Regions from separate parts of the Mus musculus genome. Here region 2 is linked to region 1. Evidence: chromatin loops called from intact Hi-C (ENCODE). Cell type or tissue: heart. All regions are shown on one strand.

Region 1 (8,000 bases):
GCATATTACCAACTGAATTTCATACTGATACTCACAGAAACCCCTATTCATTTATTCATTGATTGATTAGCTGCAGCTTTATTAAAAGTTGTCCACCATTTTAGGAAAGAAGAAATCACTATAGTAACAACCCCGCACTCACCAAAGTGGATACCTCTTCAATTAGAAGATACACTTAAAAAAAATCATGATTGTATATTTCAAAACTCTCAACACAGCAAAGGAGGCATCATAAGGTATTTGCTAAAATTTGGTTATCTGGCTGGGCAGTGGTGGCACACACTTTTAATAATCTCAGCACTTGGGAGGCAGGAGCAGGTAGATTTCTGAGTTCAAGGCCAGCCTAGTCTACAGAGTGAGTTCCAGGACAGCCAAGGCTACACAGAGAAACCGCATATCAGGGAGGGAAAAAAAAATAGATTGCTATCTCAATCAACAGACAACAAATTTCTGGTTTACACAAAAAGCAAAATATGACCTGCTGCTATTCAGTTTCTTCAAAAAGTTTTAATGGTATACAAGATATACTTTGTATCCAGGCTCAGTAGCAAACAGTAAGGGCAAAGGATGGATCTGAAGGTTTGGGGCCCCACCCTGATTGAGAAGAGACACAGATACAAATGTTGTTCTCTATTTTCTATGTAACAAACACCTAGATAAAGACACAGAAGACTTCCTGGGCTTGTTCCCAGTATACATAACGACTATTTTGTATTTATCAACAAAGCTTCATTTATAACTATAGAATCTTATGTTCCCCAGTTGGCCAAGTTTCAACAGCATTTTATTTTGCTCTGTATTTATATTATTCCTACCTACCTTTTCATCTTTACTTTGGTCCACTTAGCATTCATATTTTATTTAAAGGCATTTTTATTAAAACTAATTTGTACCTCTTTATTATAATTGAAGGATAAGTGCATTTAGTTGTATTTTCTATAACACTGACAACGAATTACAGGGCCAGTCATTGCTGTCTGTGGCATACTGAATATCATCACCCCCAGAGAGGAGTAACAGATAAAAAGTAATCAGCTAGGCTTTGGTGGCGTACGCCTTTAATCCCAGCATTTGGGAGGCAGAGGCAGGTGGATTTCTGAGTTTGAGGCTAGCCTGGTCTACAGAGTGAGTTCCAGGACAGCCAGGGCTACACAGAGAAACCCTGCCGGGGGGGGGGGGGGGGGGGGGGGGGGAAGAAATCAGCTTACCAACCACAAATTCAAGCCAAGTCTTTGGTCCATAAAAAAAAAAAAAAAGACCTCACTGGAAAGAGCAAATAGTCTAATAATGTAGTTCTCGTTTTTCTAGATATGCACATAAAAATACAGTAGTTATTAATTGCAAAATTATCTACTATGGAGATAAGGAAAATACATGATTTACAACTGGATATCCTGTTGCTATTACTAATAAGAATACTAAAGTAAAAAATATGAAATAAAAACATTTTTAAAAGTAAGCTTAAAAAGTTTCAATGCCCAAAATTTAAATCATAGGAGGGGGTGTTTCAGTTTTCTAAACTTCAGATTCATCTATTTAACTATGTTTGGTAAGCTCAATATACAATAAAACTTTAGCAAATAAAACTTCAAAGAAAATTCATGGAATAGAGTCTTTCCAATGAAGAGTCTGGAGACTGAATACAGAAGACATTTATACAAGTTCTGTATCTCAAGGACATTAACATCTTAATAAAACAAAACAACAAAGTAAAACTGCACTATACCCTGATCTCATTTTAGTATCTTAAAAGGAAGGAAAGGAAAATTTTAAGTCCCGTGCTTATTGGGAGTTAGTTAGGGAAAAATCAAATATACCTGTGAAATCATCTTAAAAGTTGTTTAGTCCAGAACCCAATTCTAAGCCCTCAACCCTAAAAAAATAAAACAATTTACTTAAGGAGTCTTAATTTTGAGCCTAACTACTGGCCTAAAATATGGATTCAACAATTCCAAGTTTGCCCAGTAACGCATTTCTAGGCATCTGCCTCCATCGTGTTACACTTAAATATCTATTTAAATACAAAGAGCCAGCTGGTGCTGGTGGCTCAAGCCCGTAATACTAGCAACTCAAAGGGCTGAGGGAGGCAAGAAGATTGTTGCCAAGTTCAGCGTCAGCCTGAGCAACTTAGTGAGACTCTACCTCAAAATAAAGTGCTGGGGACGTAGCTCAGTGGCAGAGTACTTGCAGAGCACCGAATACTTTGCTTCAATTCCAAGAACTCCAGTTAGTTAATAAAGTAGAATTGCTTCAAGAGTATACTAGATAAAAGTTCCAATAGACTGCCAACAGCACCACGGTGTGGTTCCATTTCTATTGTCAAGTATCAGAAAGACTAATCCTACACTTGAAATTGAACTAGACCCAATATTTTTAACCTAAACATCCAGAATAATTTCTTAGTCTTGTTATCTTCATTGCTTTTACTATAACAGAACATGACAAGTATGTTCTGAGTGTGTAGCAATGAGTAGAAAAAAATGACAGCATCAAAGTCGTACTCTACTAGAAAAATAAAACTTCCTAAAAATAACTGGATCATATTTTTAAAAATTACCAAGCATCCTGGATCATGGCTCAGGTGGAGCAAACATCCCCCCAAAAATGCCAAAAATAAAACCCAAAAAACACCGAATGAAAAACTAACATTTAAAGCAAACCAGAGTTTAGAAAAAATGTTTTCTATTTAGATTTAAAATCAAAACTTTCTCAGAATCATTTCAGAGGTATGGGACCTTCATTTTACACAGAACAAGCTTGTTTGGAGAAACGACTTACTTCGCTCTCCATAAAACGATGTTGAATAAACAACTAACTGAAACTGTAGTTATAATTTTCAGCTGACTTAGAAAGAAAAGACCGTTTAATATGTTTAAGCTTTCTTTTTTTTTCTTCTAATGACTGTAAGTAAAGGCAACCTCCAAAACTCGCGACGCTAAATACTGTAACAGTATATAAATCAATGGAAAGGAAATACTTCCTATCAAACGGGAACAGTTAAACCAAAATAACTTCTAATGTTACGGAAGATTTGCAAGATTAAACCTCAACTTTGCTAACGAAGAGCAAAAGCAGCAGCTCTCCTCCTTGCACTGGAGGGGGGGGGCAACACACACACACACACACACACACACACCACTGAAGCAATAGCTCCACCTACTGATCCATGGCTACTTCCTTAAACATTTTGGCACCCCAAAGTCTACACCGCTCCAGTTTATTCCCCCTCCCCTCCCGACCGCCCGCCTTCCTCCACTCGCTCTGACCCAACCCAAGTCCGTTGAGTCACTAGCTCCTAGCACTCATCCCCCGTGCTCTTTATTCCAATTCCTTTTCCCTCCAGAAGGTTCTGCACGGCCCACAAGTCTTAAGAAAACCCGCAACGTGTCAAAGCCCGCGGCCACAGCGCCGTTCCCGGATCTGGAGGAGCACCTTCAGGTGGCTCGGTGGTGCGCTCCCGGGAAGAGGCCCCCGGGCGCCTCATTCCTCCTCCCCGTGATCTCAGGCGGTGCACACACGTGAAACCGTGGACTCGCGCCCTTGCCTCCGTCGGCCCTTCAGCCCGCCAACAGCCGGCCTAGCCTCCGCCCCCCTCCGGGAGCCGCGGGACCGGGGAAGCCCGGCCATGACCCTCCGCCCGGGCTTCGCGCGCGTCTCTTCCCCGCAGCGCTCTCCCTGTCCATCGACCCACGCCCCTCTCCTGGGCCCCGGCCGCCGGGGTCCCCCCCACACCCCCGCCAGCTGCCCTTCCTCACCCTTTCATCTTCCCCGTCTGCTGAGGCCGTCGTTACAGCCGCCGCCAACGCCGTCGTCCTCGTCGCCCGGAGCTCTCCGCCCGCGCCCTGAGCTCAGACCACTCAACCCCACACGCCGGTCTTTTGGCTGAGAAGCCAAGCCAGGCCCTGAGGCTCCGGGAGACGCGGGGAAATCTGCCGCCGCGCTGCCGCCGCCGCCGCTCCTCCACACGTGCACTCGGGACACTCGGCTCCCGCCCGCAGCTGCCGCCAGCCAGACCCGCCGCCGCGCTGTGACCTTTCACCCCGCCCCTCAACGCGCCGGCGCGGCCGCCGCGTCGCGCGCAGGCGCAGTGCTCCGCGCCGCCAGGATTCCCCGCCCCCCGCTCTCCAGGGGCCGGGCCTACGGCCCGCTAGCTCCTCCCACCCTTTGCGACACTCTCTAGGGGATCTGGCTTGGTAGGCTCCGGCGGCAAAATCCGGATCTTTCCACCCTTCTCTCGCTTTCAAGCCAGCAGGATCAGCCTTTCCCGCCCCCCACCCCGATTCCTTTCTAGCCCTCCAGTGACCTTCAAACCCTCTGGCCGACTAATAGGGTTTTGTAAAACGGATTCTTCTCAATGTAAGAAAGCCCATGGGAACTTGCAGTAAATGTGTTTTAAATTCAAAAGGTAGTGATGGGTCCGGATAACTTGGCGATCCTCCAGCAGGCAAACCTCACAGGGTTTTTTTTTTTTTAAATCACGTGATAGGCTTAACGTCTTCCAGCCCAGGATTTTACTGGGGCCTTAGAGGCGGGACTCATGGCCATTTCCGGTCCCTAGAGCGTGACTTAGCGTCACTTCCTTAGCAATGCACTTTAACCCTTGCCATCCTCGTCTTCTGTACTGTAGTTTCTGTAACCCCCGTCATTGTAAAAAAAAAAAGAAAAAGAAAAGAAAAAGAAACTAACGCTTTTCTGAAGTCGCGGAACCATTCACATCCAAGGCGGTCCGCAAAGATTTAAGCCTGCGAGACGCGGCGTGACGGGCGAGGGGAAGCGGGGTGGGGCTTGAGGACACATGACTAGCTAGGACTGGCCCGCCTCCTGCAGCTGAAGACTTCCCCTCTCTCAGTGACAGAGCCTCTGGGTCCCGTCTAGGTACACTTTCTGCATTTCGAGCCCGGGCAGGTGAGGTGCGACAGGTAACTCGTGGCTGGTGGGGACGATTGACAGGGTGAGAGCAGATAGGGTGTGTGAATCGCGGCCTGCGGATGCTTGGGGCTCCCTTTCCGTTGTCCTCCTGCACGGGCGAGGAGCTCATTTCTGCTAGACCCCTGGCCCTTCACCATCACCGTGGTCCATTGACTAGGGATTATGATGCCCACCTTTTCCCTGGGTTGAGAGCGAGTACGGCCATTATGGTTCCCTATTTGGAGCCTTTGGGGCTGATTCAGGTGGTAGGATTGTGTTAGCTATTTCTTGGGGGTCTGCAACAACCGACGGATCCCATTCCCCTAAACTCCTTCCTTGGGAAAGGCCATGGCCCGGGTGATCCGGATGGTAGGAAAACCCCGGGAGGCAGAGGCGTCTCCGGTGAGACAGGCTTGGGAGGGGATGTCACTGAGATGGCCCTCACTGCAGAGTCACACTGAAGGGCTTTCCCCACAAATGTGCGTTCTCAGTGATCCTAAGGGTTTGCCGACATCCTTGCAGAGGTTCAGGGAGTCTTCAGATGAGACTGGAAGGGTAAGAGCGGGCCTTACACCTTTTTTTTCGGAGAGAAGGTGGTTGTACTCTCCTCAGAACAGGGTGTTGGTAATGCGACAGTCTCGGTTGGTTGGGAAGGTGATGAAAGGTGGTGTTGCCTTGTTGGGCTGGAGACCCAGACTAGCTTATGGGAAAGTGACGAGGTTTTCCCGAAGGGGAAGTAATTTTACGGAAACTGATCAGGCTGAAAACATCATTAATCCAAATCCATGTGTGTATAGTTTAAAGACTAGAAGATCGAGTCTAGACATTACTGACTTCATGTTTTCTGCCTGTGGGTCATTCCTTTTTGACATTTCTTTTAAGTCCTACATAATTGCCCTTCCCAGTCAGTTTAAAATTTGTGAAGTAATGCTTGTGCTCTTAATTCGCTTTTGCATTTGTTAAAAAATTCAAGTGACCCTTCTCAGACTTGAGAGTGCATAATATTTTGTGAAAATACAGAAATGGTTTTGCCTAGGGTTACCCAACCCTTTGTACTCCATTTTATGTGCACCGTAGTAGCCAATGTTTAAACCTCAAACAATGTACTTGACTGAAGGAATGTTCTTCAGTTTGGGGCTAAACTCTTTTATTTGTGCTACAAACTTAGAACGTTCCTTGTTTTGAAGCCGAAGGCCTTACAAAATCACAGATTTGACTTTTATAACCCAAATGATACATTTTCTTAGGGGAAATAAGATTTTCAGTTAAATCTTAGTTCTCTGCAATGTAATTGAGGAATCTGTTTTAAACTCTGCTGGGGGCTCGGGGATATGGTTCTTGCTTCCATGTAAGCTTGGTGTACTGGGTCCAACCCTCATACTAGAAAGAAAAAAAAATAGGAAAAAGATGGAATGATTATCTTACATTGATTGGTGCTCCCCCCCCCCCCTTTCCAGATTTTCTTATTTTTGAGAGCTAAAAGCTAAAACCTTAAACTCATAACGATTTAACAAGATAAAAAGACTGGCCTAAGCCAGTCGTAGTGGTGCATGCCTTTAATCCCAGCACTCGGGAGGCAGAGGCAGGCGGATTTCTGAGTTCGAGGCCAGCCTGGTCTACAAAGTGAGTTTCTGGACAGCCAGAGCTATATAGAGAAACCCTGTCTCAAAAAACCAAAACAAACAAACAAACAAAAAACAAAAAAGAAAGACTGGCCTATTTGATACTTTTTACTACAATATTGCCCAAGTGATTTTGCATTGCCCACATTACCGTTTGTGCTTGTGATCCAGACTAGACAATAGGAATTGATCTGTTTATATAACAAGCATAAATATAGATTCTTAAAGAGTTCATTCTTTTCATTGCTAATCATTATTCTGTGGTATGGATGGCACCACAGTTGGTTGAACCATTCACTTGTTGACACAAACCTTTTTGTTTGTGTCTGTGTTCCTGCACTTAGAGGCCAGAGGTGCCTTCCTCTGTTGCTCTCCTCACCTCAACCCCCCTTCTTTTGAGGTAGGTTCTCTCACTGAACCTGGACTCACTGATTCTGGGAGCCTAGCTGTCCATTAAACCCCAGGGATCCTTCTGTCTTTTGCCCTGAGCACCCAGGTTAAAGGGACAGTACTACACTTCTACAGAGCACTGGGTAGCTGAACTCAGATTTTCATACTTGCGAAACATGCAGTTTCACGACTGAGTCATCTCCTCAGCTTGAAATATAATTTTATCCATCGTTTTTCTCTAAAGTGAGGTTCTCTGATCTCTCCGGAGAGAAAAAAATTTGGCTCTGCTTTCACGCCCATGTGACATTCCACCAAATAAACAGAATTCCTAAGTGTTTTAAAAGTCCAGACCAGTTCTGTGCAGGTGCGCCAAACTGGGCTAGAGGAAACCAGTTTGAAAGCACTGAGAATTTGTGGAGGAGAAAGAAGTTCATAAGAAAGAGGCTCAATGAGTCTGCAGTTTTACTTCACAGTTAATTGCTCCATTTTAGGGAACTCAGTAACTTAAACTTCTAATGAATCGGGAAGATCAGTAGCAGGAATTAGTGACCAAACAGCTAAAGAGATTAACTATTAAAGAAGAATTTGTCAATCTATACACACAGATGGTTTGAGCACTGGAGGGGTTTCTGATACTATATTAGTTAATGAGATTTCTGTGTGGTTGTAGGTATGATGGCTCACTCCTTTAATCTCCCCACTGGGTCTGGCAGAGCTCTTTTAGTTGAAGGTCAACCTGGTCTACAAAGTGGGTTCTAGGTCAGCCAGGGCTACACAGTGAGACCTTGTTTCATAGGGGAGGGGGAATATGGAGATGGGGAGAGACAGACAGACAGGGAGGGAGGGACAAAAGCGAGAATTTAAGAGTTGGGCTCCCAACACCCTTTATGTCTTACTCTGCGGTCTCCCTTAGTTGCACTCTCTCAGGGTATCATCATCCGTGAAAATGTATCCTTCCCCTTTGGTAGCCAATCAGTCCTTCAGGCTACTACCCGATATTTTGTATTTCTTTATTTATACATATACCCTATGTTTGGTAGCTCGGGTATTCCTTAGTAAACCTCCCTGCAGTTAAAGAAC
Region 2 (8,000 bases), 210 kb before region 1:
GGACAGTTGGGTTCATCAAAAATTTTAAATATTGTACTCAAAGGTATAATCAAAAAAAGTGAAAAGATACCTAATGCAGTGGCAAAAGTTATTTGCAAATCACTTACCCGGTATCTAGAATATACATAAAAAATTCTCATAACTGGACTAGTCAAACAACCAAATTTAAGTGGGCATAGGTCTTGAATAGGTATCTCCAAATAAGATACTGCAGATGGTAAATAAGCACATAAAAAGAAGAGATTGTCAATATGGGGACTGGTGAGATGGCTCAGTGGTTAAGAACCCTTGCTGTTCTTCCTGAGAACCTGAGTTCAATTCCCACAACCTACATGTTGTTTTACAACCATCCGTAACTCCGGTTCCAGGAGATCTGACAACCTCTTCTATCCACCAAAGGCACCAGGCAGCACACGGTACACATACATACAGGCAAAGCATTCATACAATATAAAACAAGATAAACCTTTTTTAAAAAGTGACCAACATAATTAAATGCCAGTCAAAACCAGTCAAGGGTGACTTTAATAAAAAAAAAAAAAAAGTATTGGCACAAGTTTGAAGAAACTGGAACCTTCATATATTTGATTGGAATGTAAATTTACATAGGCGCTTTGGAAGACCAGTGGGAAGTTATTCAAAAATTTAAACAACATTACCATGTGACTCAGAAATTCTCCTACATAACCATTAAAGAGAATTAAAGACATTAGTCCAAAGAAAACCCTGTAAGTGAATGTCCACAATAATATTATAGTTAATAGACAAAAGTGGAAACATCTCAAAATGCCCATTAATTGATGACTACATAAATATGTGACATATCTATACAACTGGGATGTTATTTGGCAATAAGATATAAAGTACTGACACATGCTACAATGTGAATGAAGTTTGAGTATATTAACTATGAGAACCAGGAGGCAGGGCAGCCCTGTAACCTCAGGGCTCAGGAGAAGAGATAGGCAATCCCTAAATTGGCTAGCTACATTAGCCAAATTAGCAAGTTCTAGATTCAAGGGAGGTACCCTACTACAGTTTATAAGATAGAGAAGAACCAACCAAGACACCCAATATCAACCTCTGACCTACACACACACACCATATGCACCTGTGAGAAAAAGTTAAATGTAAAAAAGCAAAAAACAAGAACTGCATGTATAAACTACCTGATGTTAATATATATGCATTGATAATGAAGAGCCTTAGCACTAATCCCACAATTCCGTGAGACATACACTGTCTTAAGAGATAGCACAGCACAGTGGCTAAGAATACAGCCTGGAACCAAAGTCTATGGATTCGCTCTGTTGATAACCCTAAAATGAAGCTAATTAAATAGGTAAGCTGCTTGGAACCCCTGCCTGACACATACTAAGTCCTATTTAAGTGTTGATGACATCAGTGACAATTTTTACCTCTTTTCTCAAATGAGGACAGAATCACACTGCTCACAGTGACACAGATAACAATGAGGAGAGGAAGGAACTGACACTCAGTGTCCTGACTATAAAGTATACGCTAGGAAACCACAAACAACGGATCAACTTTGCTGGGTAAAAACAAGCAACTCTTCAAAAGGGAGGGAATTTTTATTTCAAATTATATTTAAAATATTACATTTTTTTTCATAAGTTAAAACTCTACCAGCCTCAACCCTGGAAACAGTCATGAATCTGACGCATACAAAAACTTACAAGTAGCTAAAAGGGGTTAAAGGTCCATGTGCCTGTTTACCTCTCAAAGGCAGTTGTGGGGAACTGAGGGAAATGAGCACTGTTTGTTTGAGGCATAACAGAGACTAGAGGTATTTTAAGGGCAGTCAATAAATCGCAGCACCCTGCAGAAGTGGGGCCAGTGTGGAGAAAATGAGGAACGTTAACTGCTTCCTAACGCTAAGAGTGCAAACCCTTCCTTACTTCTCAGGCACTTTCCTCTTCCGCGGCTTCCACAACACCCTTTTTCCTGCTATTTCACTACTCTTTCCTCTTCAGACTACGCTGGACTCTTTCCTTGGAAAACGTAGCCAAGGGCCCTCATCTCGGTCTATCCCTGTCCTGTCCTCCTCTTACACGTGTCCCTTCACCCAATACTGGGGAACCCTACCACACCCCCACGCACTGGATGTGAGCAATGGCAGTAAACTGCAAATGAGTCTAGTCATATGCCAACTTCCACTGAGCTTGCTTTCTGGACCATCGTGAGGTCCAACAGCCCCCTTAGTGATTCTCAGAAACCTCTCAGCAAAGCTATTCCTATACCGGGCACACAGACACATAACTAAAGGACCATAACTAGACAGTTTCTAATGAATGTTTCCTAACTGTCCCTAAAACATCAAGCGTCCTTTGCTGTGCATTCACTGCCCTTCCATACACCTCAGAGTATAGTAAGATGCAGCTCGTTTGGCACAGCCCTCCCAATCCTCTAGATCTAGATACCTAACTGTTTGACTCAGTTACTAAACTTAGAGAATTGCCATCCTTCTTGTTGCTCTGGCTTAAGCGTAAGCATCGCCTCTGGTTCCTAACTGTCTCTTTGTCTGCTATGTAACACAATCTATAAATCCTTCCTTGAAATATCCCGCCCATCTGTCCGTTCTTTTCCATTTCTACTAGGAACAATTCTGAACAGCCTGTTATTAATTTTCCTGTAAGGTTTTCTTCCCATTCATCCATCCACTCCACGTTATCAAGTAACTTTCAACGTGCTTGCTAGGCACCAAATAAAACAAAACAGAGAAGTAGCCTGTGCCCTCTCAGAGGTACGTTTCTCAAAAGATCATAACTAAACAACTTCTTACAAAAGGCAAGCCTGAAAGTTAATTCTTTGTGTCAAGGAAGTTCCTAATCTTCAATACACATGAAGAAAAGCTGCCTCCTCTCCTTAATTCCCTCCACAAAGTCGGGCTGAAAATAAAGAGTAAATAAAAGAAAATCAGAATGCTGGGCAGTGGTGGCCCAAGCCTTAAATCTCAGCACTTGGGAGGCTGGGGCAAGCAGATTTCTGAGTTCGAGGACAACCTGGTCGACAGAGTGAACTCCAGGACAGCCAGGGCTACACAGGGAAACCCTGTCTTGAAAAAAACAAAAAAAGAAAGGGGGATGGGGGGAGAAAATCAGAAAGAAAATGTTCTCTGCAAGTGGGTGTGTGTGTGTGTGTGTGTGTGTGTGTGTGTGTGTGTGTGTGGAACATTTACAGAATTTGTTTCAGTCTGAACAATAACAGTCTAAAAGCTAACTGAGGGCCCCTGCAATTTGAGGGCTATACAAAAGACCACTGGAAGCCCTTGCCTGCTCTTAAGGAGGGATGGTGGAATTCTACCAGATTTACCTTAACTAGTATGAAAACAAACTGGGGGACAACCAGAACACTGTCCCTGCCATCAATCTTACCCGGATACAGGGATACAGGGATCTCAACGTTTTACTCCCTCGTAAGATTTTAATGGAGCCCACTGTAGAGAAAAATCCAACTTCAAGAGCTGCTCTTCGTGCGGCCCCAGTTTTCCCTCCCACCCATACTGAGACCCAGCTGTGACCTTCACAAGCAGTGCCATGCACTGTCTGGAACAATTTCCTATTTTTGACTCCCAAGCTCAAGCCTGTCCCAAACTTTCAAACGGCCCCTTCCTTAGAAACCCTCACCTAAACGCTCAACTTAAAGGACGCGCCCTGTCCCAACACCCGATACTCTGCCACTCCCTAGCGGGACAGTAAACAACTGCATCACCCGCCGGCCTCGGGATTTCTCCCGCCAGCAGGGTGCGGGAACGCGGCGCGCGTGCGCGGGGCCCGCTGTCCCGCGGGGGATCCAGGCGCTCCCCGGAACCGCACTCTCAGGCTCTGCGAGGCGAGCGGCCGGCCCTGGGGTGCGCACGCCCACCCGGGCGCCGAGACCCAGGCGGAGACGCCGGCCGCTTCTCCTCGCCCTATGCCCCCGCTTCACCCCAACCTGCCTTGCCGCTGGCCGACTGTGCCTCCGCCCCGACTAAAAGTTCAGCCTCCAGAACCACAGAGCCCGCCACGGGGGAACGCGGAAAGTGGCTTCCGGGCCGTTGCCTGGGTTACCAGAGCTCCGCCCCCACGCCTTTGCGTACATCCGGCGAGCTCCTCCGAGGCGACCCAGAGGCGGTACTGGCGTGGGGCTCTGCAGTTCTCACCCAAAGGGCCAAATGGCGCGCCTGTCATAAGCCTCTAGAAGTCTCCAAAAGAAACTTGCACACCAACCTCCACATACCGCACTTCCTTGCCTTAACTTTTGATCGTTTGCTTAGAAATATGTCTTGCTACCTCCCAGTGGAGCCAAACGCGCTAGGTTCACCGGGAACTAAAACTGACCCTGCTCTCAGCAAGTTTACAACCCCATAGCAGCAAGCTATTGACGACCGAAATGTATAAGGTGAAAACTGTATACATGCTAAGAAGGAACTGTACAAACTAGATAGTGACCTTATGGGAATATTTCAATATCGCAGGAAAGCTGAAATGAAAGGAGGAGTAGATTATTTAAAAAGAAAGAGCATTTCTACAGAGGGAATTGCCTGTGCAAGGATGTACGTCAAACTGCAATGGAGGAATAGAAGTTGAGAAAACTTGGTGATTGTGCTTGGGTGGAGGCAGGATGTGCATAACTTCATAAATCATGTTAAGGACTTTACAATGAATGTCTTACCCTTGATAAGTTCCTTGGAAACCCCTGACCTTCAATTGTTAAGGGGAAAGCTACACACGGATCAACAGGTGTATATTCAGTGTCATCCAGGTGCAATGAACTGCCTTCTGAGACTTTCCACTCTGATCCAATGTGGACGTGTTGTCTATGTAATCGTCATCACCCCTTCCTCTCCAACTTGCTGTAGTCACTTGCCAAGTAACCAGCACTGGCTCTCCTAAGTGCTTGTCCATGCTGACTCATGCCCCCCAACTTTAGGTAAGCCCCTACCTAAAGTTGATGGAGCATCCTGTTAGGTCTCTGCTCCGTTAATTCTCTCACTCCCCTAGATAACAGTAGTATACTTTCTTATTTATCTCCTCTAACCTCATGCCAGTCTATGGACTTGCTTCTCATTTCGTTTTTAACACTGAATTAATTTCAGAAAACTTAAATCCGCTTCCATCACTGTTTCTGCCTTCTATCAACATATTTACCCACAGAGTTCATCTTTTCCTTCAACTTCCAAAACCCAATGAAACATGTGTGCGCATGCACACACACAAGAAAACTACAAAGTACATAATAATCAAATCAATCAAAACTAGTGATAAAGAAAAAAAATCTAAAAACATATGTGCACAAGAACATAAAAAGGGTATATAACAATTTCTCTTTAGAAACAAACTAGACAGTAGGACAATAATATATGTTGTTCCACTTGCTTCCTTGTTTTATTCTTTTCCATATATATATATATATATATATATATATATATATATATATATATCTTGTTTATTTTATGTATTTCATACCTATTAAAATGCATTTTCTTTAGAAAAATAATTAGCAAACTGATTCTGAAATTCTTGTGAAAGACCTACAATAGCCAAAATCAAAAGAACAAAATTTGATTTCTAAACATGACTGATTTTAAAACTTATTATGAAGATTATAGCAATCATAATGTCATGATATGGATCGACAGTTATACTGTCTGGGTTTGTGTGTCAACTTGACTCAAGCTGGAGTTATCACAGAGAAAGGAGCCTCCTTTGAGGAAATGTCTCCATGAGATCCAGCTGTAAGGCATTTTCTCAGTTAGTGATCAAGGGTGGGAGGGCCCGTTGTGGGTGGTGCCATCCCTGGGCTGGTAGTCTTGGGTTCTATAAGAAAGCAAGGTGAGCTAGCCAGGGGAGGCAAGCCAGTAGCATCTCTCCATGGCCTCTGCATCAGCTCCTGCTTCCTGATCCAGTCCTAACTTCCTTTGATGATGAACAGCAATGTGGAAGTGTGAGCTTAATAAACCCTTTCCTCCCCAACTTGCTTCTTGGCCATGATGCAGGAATACAAACCCTGACTAAGAAAACAGTCATTCAAATATATCAATGAAGTAAAGCAAAACTCAAAGTAAACTCATACAAGTGTAGAAAACTAATGTTTCATAAAGGTAGTTTAGTGGAGAAATGGTAGCTTTAAAAAATGAATCTTAGCTGGGCGTGGTGGCACACGCCTTTAATCCCAGCACTCGGGAGGCAGAGGCAGGCAGATTTCTGAGTTCGAGGCCGGCCTAGTCTACAAAGTGAGTTCCAGGACAGCCAGGGCTATACAGAGAAACCCTGTCTCGAAAAACCAAAAAAAAAAAAAAAAAAAAAAAAAAAAAGAATCTTGCTGGAATAGTTATATTTCCATATGCAAAATAATGGATCTAAACAGTATACTGATCACATTCAATAAATTAATCAAAAAAGGAATACAGGACTGGGGATATAGCTCAGCTTGAAAAGTACCTCCTGCCTAAAATGGAAAACCCGGGTTCCATCCCCAGGCCAGGCATGGTGGTGTACATTTGTAATCTGTGGTGGTTAATTTTAAATGCCAACCTGAGAAGAGAGCCTCAGTTTAGAAATCACCTATATCAGATTAGCCTCTTGACAGTCTGTGGGGAATTACCTTGATTTTTGATTGAAGTAGAAGAGCCCAGCCCACTCTGGGTGGCAGTTCATCCCTGTATTTTTTTTTTTTTTTTTTTTTTTAAGGATAGATGAGGATAAGCCAGCTAGCCTGCAGTATTCTCTGTTTCTGCTGTGCCCTTTGGCTGGACAAGTGAGTTCCAAGGTCTGAGGTTCTACTGTGTGGAATAGCAAATATGTCAGCCTTCAAGTTCTTGCCCTGAATTCCTGCCTTGAGTTCTCCAATGATGAACTGTAATCTGGAATTTTAAGCCAAGTAAACCTTTCCCTCCTCTGTGTTACTTTTGACCAGGGTGTTTTTACAGAAGTAAAGGCAAAAGAAACTGGACCATAAGCCTGGTGCTGGGAGGCAAAGACCCATGGACCCTGGAGTTCATCGGCTAGCCAGTCTAGTTGGATTGAGTCCAGTGTCAAAATATAACATTGAAATTTGTGAATTAATTTGCTTGACATTGACCTCTAGCTTCCACGTGTGCAAATGGACAAAAGCAGAAAATATTGAAGAACCTATGTGGGTTGGGCAAACATAATCCATAAATATAAGATAAACTGGAATTCATTAAAATTGAATTTTTTCTCACACTTCCTGTTAACAAGTCAAAAAGCCCATAGACTAATACAAGTATTTCAATTAAGGACTTATATTTTCATATATATAAAGATATCTCAAGGTGTCTGGAGCCCACTGTGTGATACAGTCATCCCAATTCTGGATCTTTATCAAAGAGGAAGGAAAATATGGTCCTACAAAGACTTATACATGCAAGCCTGCAGCAGCTTTGTTTGTAATAGCCAAAAGCTGTTATCTCAGATAAACACTCATCAACAGATAAATGGGAAAACACATTGTTACATATCTACACACGGAAACACTGCACAGTCAGGAATAATAACAAACTATTGCTACAGAAGCCTTTATGTATATCATAGTTACTGTGCTGAATGGAAGAAACCAAATAACATATATTCTATGGTTCCATTTATATAAAACTTGGGGAAAATGAAAACCAATAAAGAGTGGCAGTAGGTGAGTGGGCTCTTGGGATAGGACGGAGCCAGTTAGACGAGGACGAAGGAATCTCTGGAAAAGGATGGATATGATCCTGTCCTGGTGGCTTCACAGATTGTGTGTGTGTGTGTGTGTGTGTGTGTGTGTGTGTGTGCGTGCACGCAAAACAGGTGTTGTTTTTAAAAACATTAAACTTGTGGAAATTGACATATGTCATTTGTACCTTTTGTACCTCAAGAAAGCTATTTTTTTACCTTTTTTTTTTTTGGCTTGTCCTAATATGCTCCCAAACCACAGGACACCCACTATCCATTCAATCCCTCTTCAGCTCCCCAGTGCCAACACCTAACCAGAGAATCCCCAAA

The links. Peaks named below come from ENCODE experiments on the same cell type or tissue, not always from the same donor. Only the 100,000 strongest peaks of a DNase experiment are listed, where the experiment ranks them.
Region 2: a loop joins it to region 1, with 4 times the contacts of the local background. A loop is called at or near these places in 4 of 42 quality-filtered maps.

Annotation. Positions count from the first base shown.
Region 1 is chr16:44,135,867-44,143,866 of GRCm38, reverse strand. Atp6v1a (ATPase, H+ transporting, lysosomal V1 subunit A) reads left to right here and starts at 4,608. Exons shown (of 15, transcript NM_007508.6): 1 at 4,608-4,905. Naa50 (N(alpha)-acetyltransferase 50, NatE catalytic subunit) reads right to left here and starts at 4,076. Exons shown (of 5, transcript NM_001347239.1): 1 at 3,756-4,076. The coding sequence starts at 3,763. In heart, CTCF peaks have their summits at 2,310 and 3,186 (motif pointing left); DNase peaks (open chromatin) are centred at 3,236, 4,046, 4,546 and 4,856; H3K4me3 peaks cover 3,988 bases; H3K27ac peaks cover 3,248 bases.
Region 2 is chr16:44,343,465-44,351,464 of GRCm38, reverse strand. Spice1 (spindle and centriole associated protein 1) reads right to left here and starts at 4,064. Exons shown (of 18, transcript NM_144550.4): 1 at 3,959-4,064. In heart, a CTCF peak has its summit at 3,727; DNase peaks (open chromatin) are centred at 3,834 and 4,044; H3K4me3 peaks cover 1,931 bases; H3K27ac peaks cover 1,650 bases.